Linked DNA regions of Homo sapiens: region 1 is linked to region 2. A link is a loop called in an ENCODE intact Hi-C map of the cell type or tissue named here. Cell type or tissue: chondrocyte. All regions are shown on one strand. Links, peaks and the distances in the headings refer to the core of each region. The heading gives the core; the rest is flanking DNA. Region 1 overlaps SPTA1 (spectrin alpha, erythrocytic 1). Region 2 has its middle 24 kb from the start of CD1D.

Region 1 (5,387 bases), core at 101-5,100, 440 kb before region 2:
GTATTTTTGTTGTCTAAATTAACTTAATTAAAGCAGGCTCATTTGTTAACATATATTGAGTGTCCTCCATGCCCTCACATATGTCATTTCATGGATGGGGTGGGAAAGGAGACAAAAGTATTGGTAGCAGAAATTAAGATGTAGCTTTAAAAGGCAGGATTAGGAGGTTTAGATAATATTACACTGGACATTAGGTAAATTAGATTTACATCATAGCTGTATTCTTGTCTGACTGTGTGTCCTCAGACAAGTCTCTTCATTTCTAAAAACCTCAGTTTCTATATCTGAAAGCAAATATTGGATAGCACAATATCCAAATTACAATATCCAAACCTCCTCTTAATCTTCTGTACCAGGCTACACCAAATTAAACGTAAAGTTTTTTCCTTACATGTCCACCCAATAATATAATTGAATTTGAACTGCAATTTTGGAATATATACATTTGAACTGATCTAAAATTCTTAAATTACAACACATACTCACCTCTCTTTCACTGTCACACACAGAAGAAATTCTCAATTACATGAATTCAAAGACAATGCAGATAAAGAAGCTATGATAGTGGGAAGAGGTTGATCAAGAAAGTTTACTGGAAGACACAGATTCTGATCAACGTGCTGAAGAAGGAGAATATAGGTCAGTAGAGACAGAGGAGAGGCCATTCTTGACCTGATTCAGATCTGGATCTATGATTCCATAAAAGATCTAATGAACATTAATAAATGTTCAGTCTAGTTCTCTGGAATGCCATAGTCAGTGAGGATGAGTTTTCTGCCTGTTTTTATAGTGGTTGTTATGGGATAAGAAGGTGAAGAAATACGAAGCGGAACAATGTACTTACCCCCTATAGAAAGTAGGGCTTTAAAAGTCTACCTGGTTTATTCAATTCAGAATACAGAATTGTTTGTCTTAGAGAAATGTGATCACTTCTAACTACCAAGGCAACACTTCCCATTCATTTTTTGGAGTTTACAGTGCAGTCTTTGTAATAGCAAGCACTTATTTACTGCTCCGGAGTTGATGGTTTCACCCTTTAACATCAGTTTGGGAAGAAATCACTTTCTCTGCTGCACTGGCAAAAATGAGGCCCAAGCTCAAGCTGTCCAAGAAAGAAGCAAAGCTATGCAATTTCTGAAGAAAATAACGTAAAAACAACTATGTTTTAAATCTTGTCTGGTCTTCAGACGCCACTGAGCCATGTGAGTTAGTTCTCTGTCTCAAGTCTGATGTTTTTGCCTCTTTTAGGAATTGAATTCCCGCTGGGGTTCTTTGCAGAGGCTTGCAGATGAACAGCGGCAGCTGCTGGGCAGTGCCCATGCTGTTGAAGTGTTTCACAGGTAATAATTATAACTCTAAAAAGCAGTGCTGCTTTAAAACCCACTCACTAAACTTCTAAGTCTATTACTATGGTGGAACCATAGTATAATCTTTTTTCGTGAGATGGAGACAATGTGCCAATAGAAAATTAGGTTTTTTAGTAGTATGATTCTCACTTCACAAACAGGATACTCCCAGACAACTAGCTTCAATTTTCTAAAGCCTAGGCTTGGGCCTTGGAACATAATTAGTAGTCTATATATGTTTCCATGAAAATGAATAACACTTAGGCTGAGGGCAGTGGCTCACAGCTGTAATCCCAGCACTTTGGGTGGCCGAGGCAGGAGGATTGCTTTAGGCCGAGAGTTGTAGACCAACCTGGGCAACAAAGCAAGACATTGTCTCCACAAAAAAATAAAAAATGAAAAATTAGCCCAGTGTGGTGGCACAGGCCTATGGTCCCAACTACTTGGGAGGTTGAGCTGGGAGGATCACTTGAGCCAGGAGGCTGAGGCTACAGTGAGCCTTGATCAAGCCATTGCACTCCAGCCTATTGCAACAGAGTGAGACCCTTATCTTCAAAATCAAAACAGAAAGAAAGAAACTTGAAGTTGAAACAGGAGGTTTAAGTAATTACATTTCTCAACTAGAAGCTGACAGTAGAGGGCAACAGACATCACATTGACTATCAGCTCATTCAACATTTTTCTTGTTTGATTTTCAAACTAAGAAACACAAAGACACATACAAAAAAGTAAACAAACAAAACAGAAACTAAACACCTTCATTGTGTATAAATGTATTTTTGATGATGCAGGGAAGGAAAAACAGACTCAGACAGGTCTGTGTGTGTAGAATGCTTAAGATAGAAAGCTATGGAAATATGATGGTTAAGCATGTGACTGCTGTCAGATGGCCTGGTTCAAGCTTAGGCTCCACCATTCAGCAGTGGTATAATCTTGAGAAAATACTTACCCTCTTTAGTCCTCAGTTTTCTGATCTATTTAATGGGAATAGTAATAGTAACTATGCTTCTTGGAGTTGTGAAGATTAAATGAGCCTAAGTTTCTAGCACATAAAAAACAATGATGATAATTGGTTGGGGTGGGGGGGTGGGTGGGAGGATGGTGAGTGGTAGTGATGATAACTTTCTTGTGACCCCCACTAGCCTGCCTCTGGTACATATCCTTACTTTTGAACTCTCTACTCTCTTGTATACCAGAGAAGCAGATGACACGAAGGAGCAGATTGAGAAGAAATGCCAGGCCCTCAGTGCTGCAGACCCTGGCTCAGATCTGTTCAGTGTTCAGGCTCTTCAGCGACGGCATGAGGGCTTTGAAAGGGACCTCGTACCCCTGGGAGATAAGGTGAGACAAGTCCTTCAAAGCTTTTCCAACACTTTCCAGTCTATATTTAGCCGTATACCAATGCCCTCTTCTTTGGTTCTCTTTTTCAGTCTTTTATTCTTATATTTCTCTCTGTTCTGTGCCATATTTATTCTTGTACACTGTCCCTAAGGCAAGACCATGAAAAGGATATGCCCCATGACCATTAACATGGGGAAAAAACTTGTTAAACTCCTGCTGTCTGAGTGAGCACCCTATATCCCCTTGCCTCTTTGGTGGGTTACAAGTGACCAGATCTTGTGGCAGCTAGGTGGAGGCCAGTAGCCCAGAAGAAATAGCAAATGTCCATACCCAGGATGATCAGGCCAATATCTGAGTATGGTGCATGTTTTTCTTAGCAAGGAATTGAATGAGTTGTTTAACTCTGTTTCAACCCAAAAGTGTACTCTGGAGCTTGTCAGATATACTCAGAGGCTTGGCATTATCATGCAGAGCAAAAAGAAGCTCCTCACATGAAGAATCAAGACCCTTGGGTTTCCTAATTGAGGTTGCCACTAACCAGCAGAGTCACTTAACCACTCTTCCCCACAACTCTCTTATTTTTAAAAAGAAGTATGGTAATGCCAATTGTAACTACCTTAGGGAGTTATGTGGACTAAAAGGTTGATATTATTTTGTAAAGTATGATGACATACTTGTACATCACTGATATCTATTTGAGGAGCTGAATACTGGGACTCAGGATTCTCCTTTTGCTAAGATTCAGGTGTGTCTCTAGGCTGATTATCAGAGCTATTGTACCTCCCCAGGTGACCATACTGGGGGAGACAGCAGAGCGGCTCAGTGAGTCCCATCCAGATGCCACTGAGGACCTGCAGAGACAGAAAATGGAGCTGAATGAGGCCTGGGAAGACCTGCAGGGGCGTACAAAGGATCGTAAGGAGAGCCTAAATGAGGCCCAGAAATTCTACCTGTTCCTCAGCAAGGCCAGGTAGAGTGGGGTGGGTAACTTCCGTGTCTGGCCTCTAAGTAGACTGTCTGGGAGCAGTCTGGGTACAGATGCTGTTCACTGCTGGTTTTGGAGGGCATCACTACGTTTAAGTCTCACCTCTTGCAAGGCATAAAAAATTTCAGGTTTGAAACTAGAAGCAATAAAATACAAAGTTTGAAAGAATATGAAGCCATGTAGGCCAATTAAGTAAGCTTCTATAATGTAGAAGCTTTTTTGTTCTACTGAAGAGACAGTAGTATTCAGTCTTCTACTGTATTCAGTATTCTGTTGAATACAAATAACTATGGTAGAACATAATGAGGCCGAAAACACACATTGTAACAAACAGCAGTGGGAATTCAGAGTTGGGTAGAATAGATGATGCACTGTAGATAAAGTAACATTTTATTACACCTTATCAGTCAAACTTTTAACAGAAGAGAAAACAATTCATGTAGACTGAACTGTGCAAAAAAAGACATAATCATGAGAAAAGAATAAGCATAAGAACATGTTTGGGGAGGGGGTGGTAAGGAGAAGTAGTAAGAGATAAACTTAAAAATAATATTGGGACCAAATTCCAGAGAACTGTGAATATCTTACTAAAGTCTAGACATTATCACAATCCAAAATTCACCTCTCAAACATATACTTTGTGGAACAGTTCCCACGTTTGGCTCTATCGCATCAGTCAGCTGAGAGGAGCATTAGAGTAGAGGGTCCAGGAAGTTGTAGCTCTCAATGCAATGCTTTTCAAGAAAAAAGGAGGCAAATTTTGGCAAATGACTGTAGTTCCTCTTGGAAATCCCCTCCCCAGTTCAGCACTGGAAAGCTATAGTTTTTGACACAGTTTAAATAAATAGCACCCACACCCATTCCAATGGTGCTTCCTTCCCTTTATGAAGCTGTACTCCTCAGTATTTCAGAGTAGTGTTCCCACCCCTGAGCAACATTAACATCTTATTTTACTCCATATGATACTTTTGCTTTCAGTTTTGTTTTTTAATTGCTATTAGTGCCTATGCTCTGTTTTTTGTTTGTTTTTTGTTTTGTTTTGTTTTGTTTTTATCCATTCTTAACCTAAAGTATGAGTTCCTAGAAGGCACAGATATGCCTTTTTCACAATGTTTGGTACTTAGTAAGCACCCAATAAAACTTAGTTGCTTGAATAAATAAATTTACAAAAGAAGAGACCTCTCTTTCCTAGAGCTAAGGGTTCCTGTTGAGCAAACAAGAGTAATGACATTCTTTATGAGATGCTTAATTTATACACCATATATGCTTTAAAGTTAATGCATAGTTAAAATTTGCCTTTTAAGAAGATAGACCTTAGTTTTGCTCGTCTAACTTCCTGACTACTAAAAGGGTAGGGAAATAGACCTTGATTTAATCAACAGTGTGGAGGCCTGTGTGTGTATGTGTATGTTGGCCAAAATATGTGCTAGATTCACTTGAGAATAAAAGTAAGAGGAAAGACATGATTTCTTTGAGACTCTGTAATAAGATGTATCTTCAAACCCTAGAAACCACTTAAAAGGAACAGTAACCAACAGAAGTAATGAAATATATAACAGTCCAGGATTCCAGAGGTCTAGGTTTTATTGAAGATGTCTGCTTTTAGTTATACCACATAGGCAGATTAATTACCTTTTCTAAGGTGACTTCTTTATCTCCATAATGAAAACAAAAAATTCCCGGAATCTCTGCAGGATTACTGCAAGAATTGAAAA
Region 2 (5,387 bases), core at 248-5,247:
CCGGGAGGCGGAGCTTGCAGTGAGCCAAGACAGCGCCACTGCAGTCCAGCCTGGGTGAAAGAGCGAGACTCCGTCTCAAAAAAAAAAAATAAAATAAAAATAAAAATAAAAATATCTTGAGGCAAATGAAAATGGCAACATAACATACCAAAATGTGTAGGATGCAGCAAAACAGAGTTCTAAGAAGGAGGTTTAAAGGAATAAATTCCTGCATCCAAAAAGAAGAAAGATCTCAAATAAACAACCTAACACTACACCTCAAGGAAACTGGAAAAAGAAGAACAAAATAAGCCCAAAGTTAGCAGAAGGAAAGAATAACAAAAATCAGAGTAACACCTAGAAAAACAATAGATAAGGTCAACTAAACTAAGAGTTGGTTTTTTGGAAAGCTAAACAAAATTGACAAACCCTTAGCTATACTAAGCAAAAAAAAAAAAACAAAAACAAAAAAAAAAGAGCAAGAAAGAAGACTCAAATAAATAAAATAAAAAATGAAACAGGAGGCCGGGCGTGGTGGTTCACACCTGGAATCCCAGCACTTTGGGAGGCAGAGGCAGGCGGATCACTTGAGGGCAAGAGTTTGAGACCAGCCTGGCCAACATGGAAAAACCTGGTCTCTACTAATAATACAAAAATTAGCTGGGCGTGGTGGCAGGTGTCTGTAATTCCAGCTACTCAGAAGGCTGAGGCAGGAGAATCACTTGAACCTGGGAGGCAGAAGTTATAGTGAGCTGAGATTGTGTCACTATGCTTCAGCCTGGGCAACAGAGCAAGACTCCATCTAAAAAAAAAAAAGAGGCCGAGCACGGTGGCTCACGCCTGTAATCCAAGCACTTTGGGAGGCCAAGGCGGGTGGATCACCTGAGGTCAGGAGTTCAAGAACCAGCCTGTCCAACATGGTGAAACCCCAACTCTACTGAAAATACAAAAATTAGCTGGGTGAGGAGGCGGGTGTATGTAATCCCAGCTACTTGGGGAGGCTGAGGCAGGATAATCGCTTGAACCTGGGAGGCAGAGTTTGCAGTGAGCCGAGATCACACTATTGCACTCCAGCCTGGGCAAAAGAGTGAGACTCAGTTTCACCAAAAAAAAGAGGAGCAATTACAACTGATAAGACAGAAATACAAAGGATCACAAGAGACTGCTATGAACAACTATACGACAAGAAATTAGATGACCTAGAAGAAATAAATTCCTAGAAACTCGTAACCCAATAAGACTTGAATTATGAAGAAATCAGAAATCTGAATAGACCAATAACAAGTAAGATATTGAACAAGTATTAAATGTCTCTTCAAAAAAAAAAAAAAGAAAAAAAAACCCAGGACCGTATGGCTTTGCAGCTGAATTCTTTACCAAACATTAAAGAAGATCTAATACCAATCCTCCATTCCATCATCTGGAGAATAGTAAGAAATGCGAATTCCTGAATTTATCCCTGAACCAAAGAATTAGAAACTCCAGACCCAATGATTTTTAAAAAGCCTTCCAGGTGGTTCTGATGCCCACTTAAGTTGAGAGTCCCTGATAAAGGAGCATATTTCATAACCTTGGAGAAAGAGTAAATAATTTACTCAAGTAAATAACAATTACCATAAAGAAACATGTCAATAAACTATATCCCATTAAGAAGAAAATCTTTTTATCAAAATATAGCTTTAAGAGAGTAAAAGGAAAACTACAGATTGGTAAAGAAAAAATATGTACATAGATATATAATCACAATACATGTATCCAACAAAGAACTAGTACCCACAAAATATAAAGAACTTCAAATAAAGAAAACATAGACACCCCCCACCCCAAAAAAAAAAACCCAAAAACCTAAACAGGCATTTCACAAAAGAATATATCCAAATGGTTTAACTGCATATGAAAACATGTTAAGTTCCATTCATCAACAGGGAAATATGAACTAAAACAACAATTAGATACACTACACTCCCATCAGAGTGGCAAAAGTTAAGAGTTAGTAACACCAAATATTGGCAAGGATGCAGAAAAGATGGAAGGCAAAACTGGTGTAACCATTATGAAAAACTGTTCTCCAGTATCTATTAAATGTAAGCAATATTTCTAACCTATCACCAAGCAATTTTATTTCTATGTTTATTCACAAAAGACATGAGTGTTTATGTTCACAAAAAGACGTGTACAAAAGTATTTAAAGCAACATTATTAAAAATAGCTAAAATCTGGAAACAATTCAAATGACTACCCCAAGTACAATGGATAAATTGTGGTACATTTTACACAATGGAATACTACACCACAATGAAAAAGAGTGAACTACTGCTACATGCCACAACATGGATAAATCTCACAGAAATAATGTTGAATGAAAGAAAGCAAGCTGGGGCAACATGGTGAAACCCCATCTCTACAAAAAATACAAAAATTAGCCAGGTATGGTGGCACCCACCTGTAATCCCAGCTACTCGGGAGGTTGAGGCTAAAGTGAGCCAAGATCACACCACTGCACAGAGCGAGACCCTGTCTCAAAAAAAAAGAAAAGAAAAAAGAAATTACGAAGGCAAACAAAAAATAGTACTGGCCAAGATTCCAGTAATGTGAAGTTCAAAAATAGAACTAATAGATTATTAGTTCTCTTTTAAAGAGCGTTGAATGGGAAAAGGAGCCATGAAGGAGAGTTCTGGGTGCTGAAAATGTTCTTTATCAGGGTAGTAGGTTATGCTTGGGTTTCTTACAGGAAGCCGACTCTAAAACAGGAAAGGAGAGAAAGCCAAAGTAAACTATATTAACGTGGGGAGCTTTATAAATGACTTTACTTTGGGGCATGTTATCAGATACTAAGGCTAATATATTGGAAAGAATAAAACAAGAAAGGAGAGAAAGTCAATAGAGTGGTACTATCAAGCTGGTCGCCACTATGGAAAACTGGATCTGACCTCGCCGGAATCCTCTGATGAGCAATGAAGATCTTGCCTCAGAATTGTCCACCTGAGGGGTATGAAAGGAACACAAAGCCCTGACTCCCATCCCCTAATAGTCACGGATTGCCCATTGGGTCTTAATTCCCCCACACTTTCAGTTTTGAGCATTCATAAATGCTAAGTAGCTTCTCACAGGTGTCCCAACCACATTGTGAATAAAGACTTAGTGCAAAAAAGCAGCGGATATGCAGTGAGCTGAGCTGAGGTTCTGTAACCAAGAGCCTCACCAAGGGCTGGAGGAAAACAAATGGGCTGAGGTGTAAGGCACGGTACAAGAGATGTCTGCTACTGCTATGTTTTAAGGTCAAATGAAGAATATATAGACACAACATAAAAAATCAAATTTTTTTCCATAGGAAAACTTCAATATTCCACAGCCTGTTCAATAACTGTTTAACTTTCAGTGCCACCTAGTGGTGACATTCACAAGCATCATGTTACAGCTCTTTAACGGTTTCAAGGGAAAATCCTCATAATATTGTATGTGGTTCAACGTCACTCCATTATGAGTTGAAAATCCCGTGCCTGATGTAGAACACTCACCTGCAGTAACAGCTGTTCATCTGTTGGGACCCTTATCTTAACTCACCACTTTCAGAAGAGCAGACAAACTCAATTTGGTACTTGTAAGTAAACTATATTGATGTGGGGAGCTTTGTAGATAAGACCTCACTGTATATGGAGAATTTTAGCTGCCTCTGGGCTACTTCCCCCGTATTTTATCTCAAAGTTACCGTCATTGTTAAATGAGATCTCCATATTGCATCTGTAATCTAAAAATCCTAATTTCTCTAGCCTCCTGGAGTCAGTGTTTACTTAAATCTCCAAATTAAAGTATACCAAATGAATTCCATTAAGCCAAGTTAATTATTATAAAACCAAAGTTAAATAATGTTTTTCTCATTTTATCTTTGTTGTATTAAAAGTATATTCATTAGCATCAAGTCTTTTTCATATGAAAAAAATATTCATGGTGAAAAAAAACTAATTGGTGAATCAAATATGAATTTCACCTATACAAAGGGTTTGCATTTGTGAGTTTTCTTTTGTACCCATTATTTCTTAAAAATTCAATTTTTCTAGATTTCCAAATTGATTTCAATGTTTCTATATGACATTTTATCCATTATAATCCATTATAAATCATAGTTTGTGTTGGTTTTGCTGCTATTCATATTTATTTAAAGTTTTAGATAGAGCAAAGGTAGCTTGTTAACACATTAATGCATTTCTAATCAAATTTCCATGATTGTCCTTTGTCCTGAATTGGATTACCATATTGCTAATTTGGTTCTCTTACCAACTTTGCAAATTGTATACTATTTATGCAGGCTAGGGACTGAGTAAAAAGCATAGAATGGAATTAAATGTTCTTTGTTGTATAGACAATGATTATGTCACCTACAAATAAATGTAGTAGACTTATTATTTTCCAGTTTATGACTTTAACTTCTTGCCTTTGCCTAATTAATTCTTAACTAATGAGACTGGGACATCCAGTACAGTGCTGAATAGATATGCAGAGCACAGACATTCTTGCCTTGTTCCCAACATAAGAAAAGTGTACAATATCACCATTAAGTGTTATGTTAGCTATAACTTTTTGTTGTTGCTTTTTGTCAAATTGAGGAAATTCCTTTTTATTTCTAATTTACTAGTAGCTTTTTGTCATAAACAGATGTTGAATGTTTCGAAACTTCTGTTTATCCATTCAAATAAACACATGATTATTTTTCTATAATTCTCTACATTCTCCTATATTTTGAATATAGGAATTATATAGGAACAAAATATAGGAGAATATAGGAATAAAGTATCGGCAAATTATTGAGATTAATTACACTTTAATTTTCAAATATTAAGACAATCTTTCTTTTCTGTGATAAACCCCACATAATCATGATTTAATAATCTTTTATATATTGCTAGATTTTATTAAACTATTTAAAGATGTTTGTGTCTAACTTTATGAGTAATATTATTCTGAATTTTCTTTTCTTGTAATTTGTTTATAAAGTTTCAGTATTAGGAATATGCTATCTTCCTAAAGTAAGATTTTAAGTAAGATTGATATTTTTTCTTCTTTAAATGTTTGATAGAATTCACAAAGCCTTCTGGGTGATGCTTTGTCTTTATAAGAGGGATTTTTAAAACAAAATATGTTAATATTTGTTATTTATTATTTTATTTTTGCTTTATTGTACTTATTATTTACTATTTATTTGTTATTTTAATAACAAATTATCATCATAGAGCTATTCAAATGTTCTTTCTGTCTCACTTTCAGTAAATTGAGTTCATTAAGGATTTTTTTCATTTAAAAGTACATTTTCAAATATATTGGTATAAATTTTTTCATTAAATTTTCAACTTATCTCTTTAATAATAAGATTTGTTATAATATTCTTTTTTATTGTTAATACTGGTAATTTG

Evidence for each region. A loop is a pair of places that touch in the nucleus more often than their neighbours do. Peaks named below come from ENCODE experiments on the same cell type or tissue, not always from the same donor. Only the 100,000 strongest peaks of a DNase experiment are listed, where the experiment ranks them.
Region 1: it touches region 2 in a loop (2.4-fold over the local background); 2 of 110 quality-filtered maps call a loop at or near these places.

The regions. Positions count from the first base shown.
Region 1 is chr1:158,645,809-158,651,195 of GRCh38, reverse strand. SPTA1 (spectrin alpha, erythrocytic 1) reads left to right here. Exons shown (of 52, transcript NM_003126.4): 25 at 1,249-1,340; 26 at 2,543-2,687; 27 at 3,476-3,657. Among named protein-coding and RNA genes, the nearest start is that of SPTA1, 38 kb to the left of the region's middle. In chondrocyte, for the core only: a CTCF peak has its summit at 1,999 (motif pointing right); no DNase peak of the experiment used is centred there.
Region 2 is chr1:158,201,986-158,207,372 of GRCh38, reverse strand. No RefSeq gene overlaps it. Among named protein-coding and RNA genes, the nearest start is that of CD1D, 24 kb to the right of the region's middle. In chondrocyte, for the core only: a CTCF peak has its summit at 3,356 (motif pointing left); no DNase peak of the experiment used is centred there.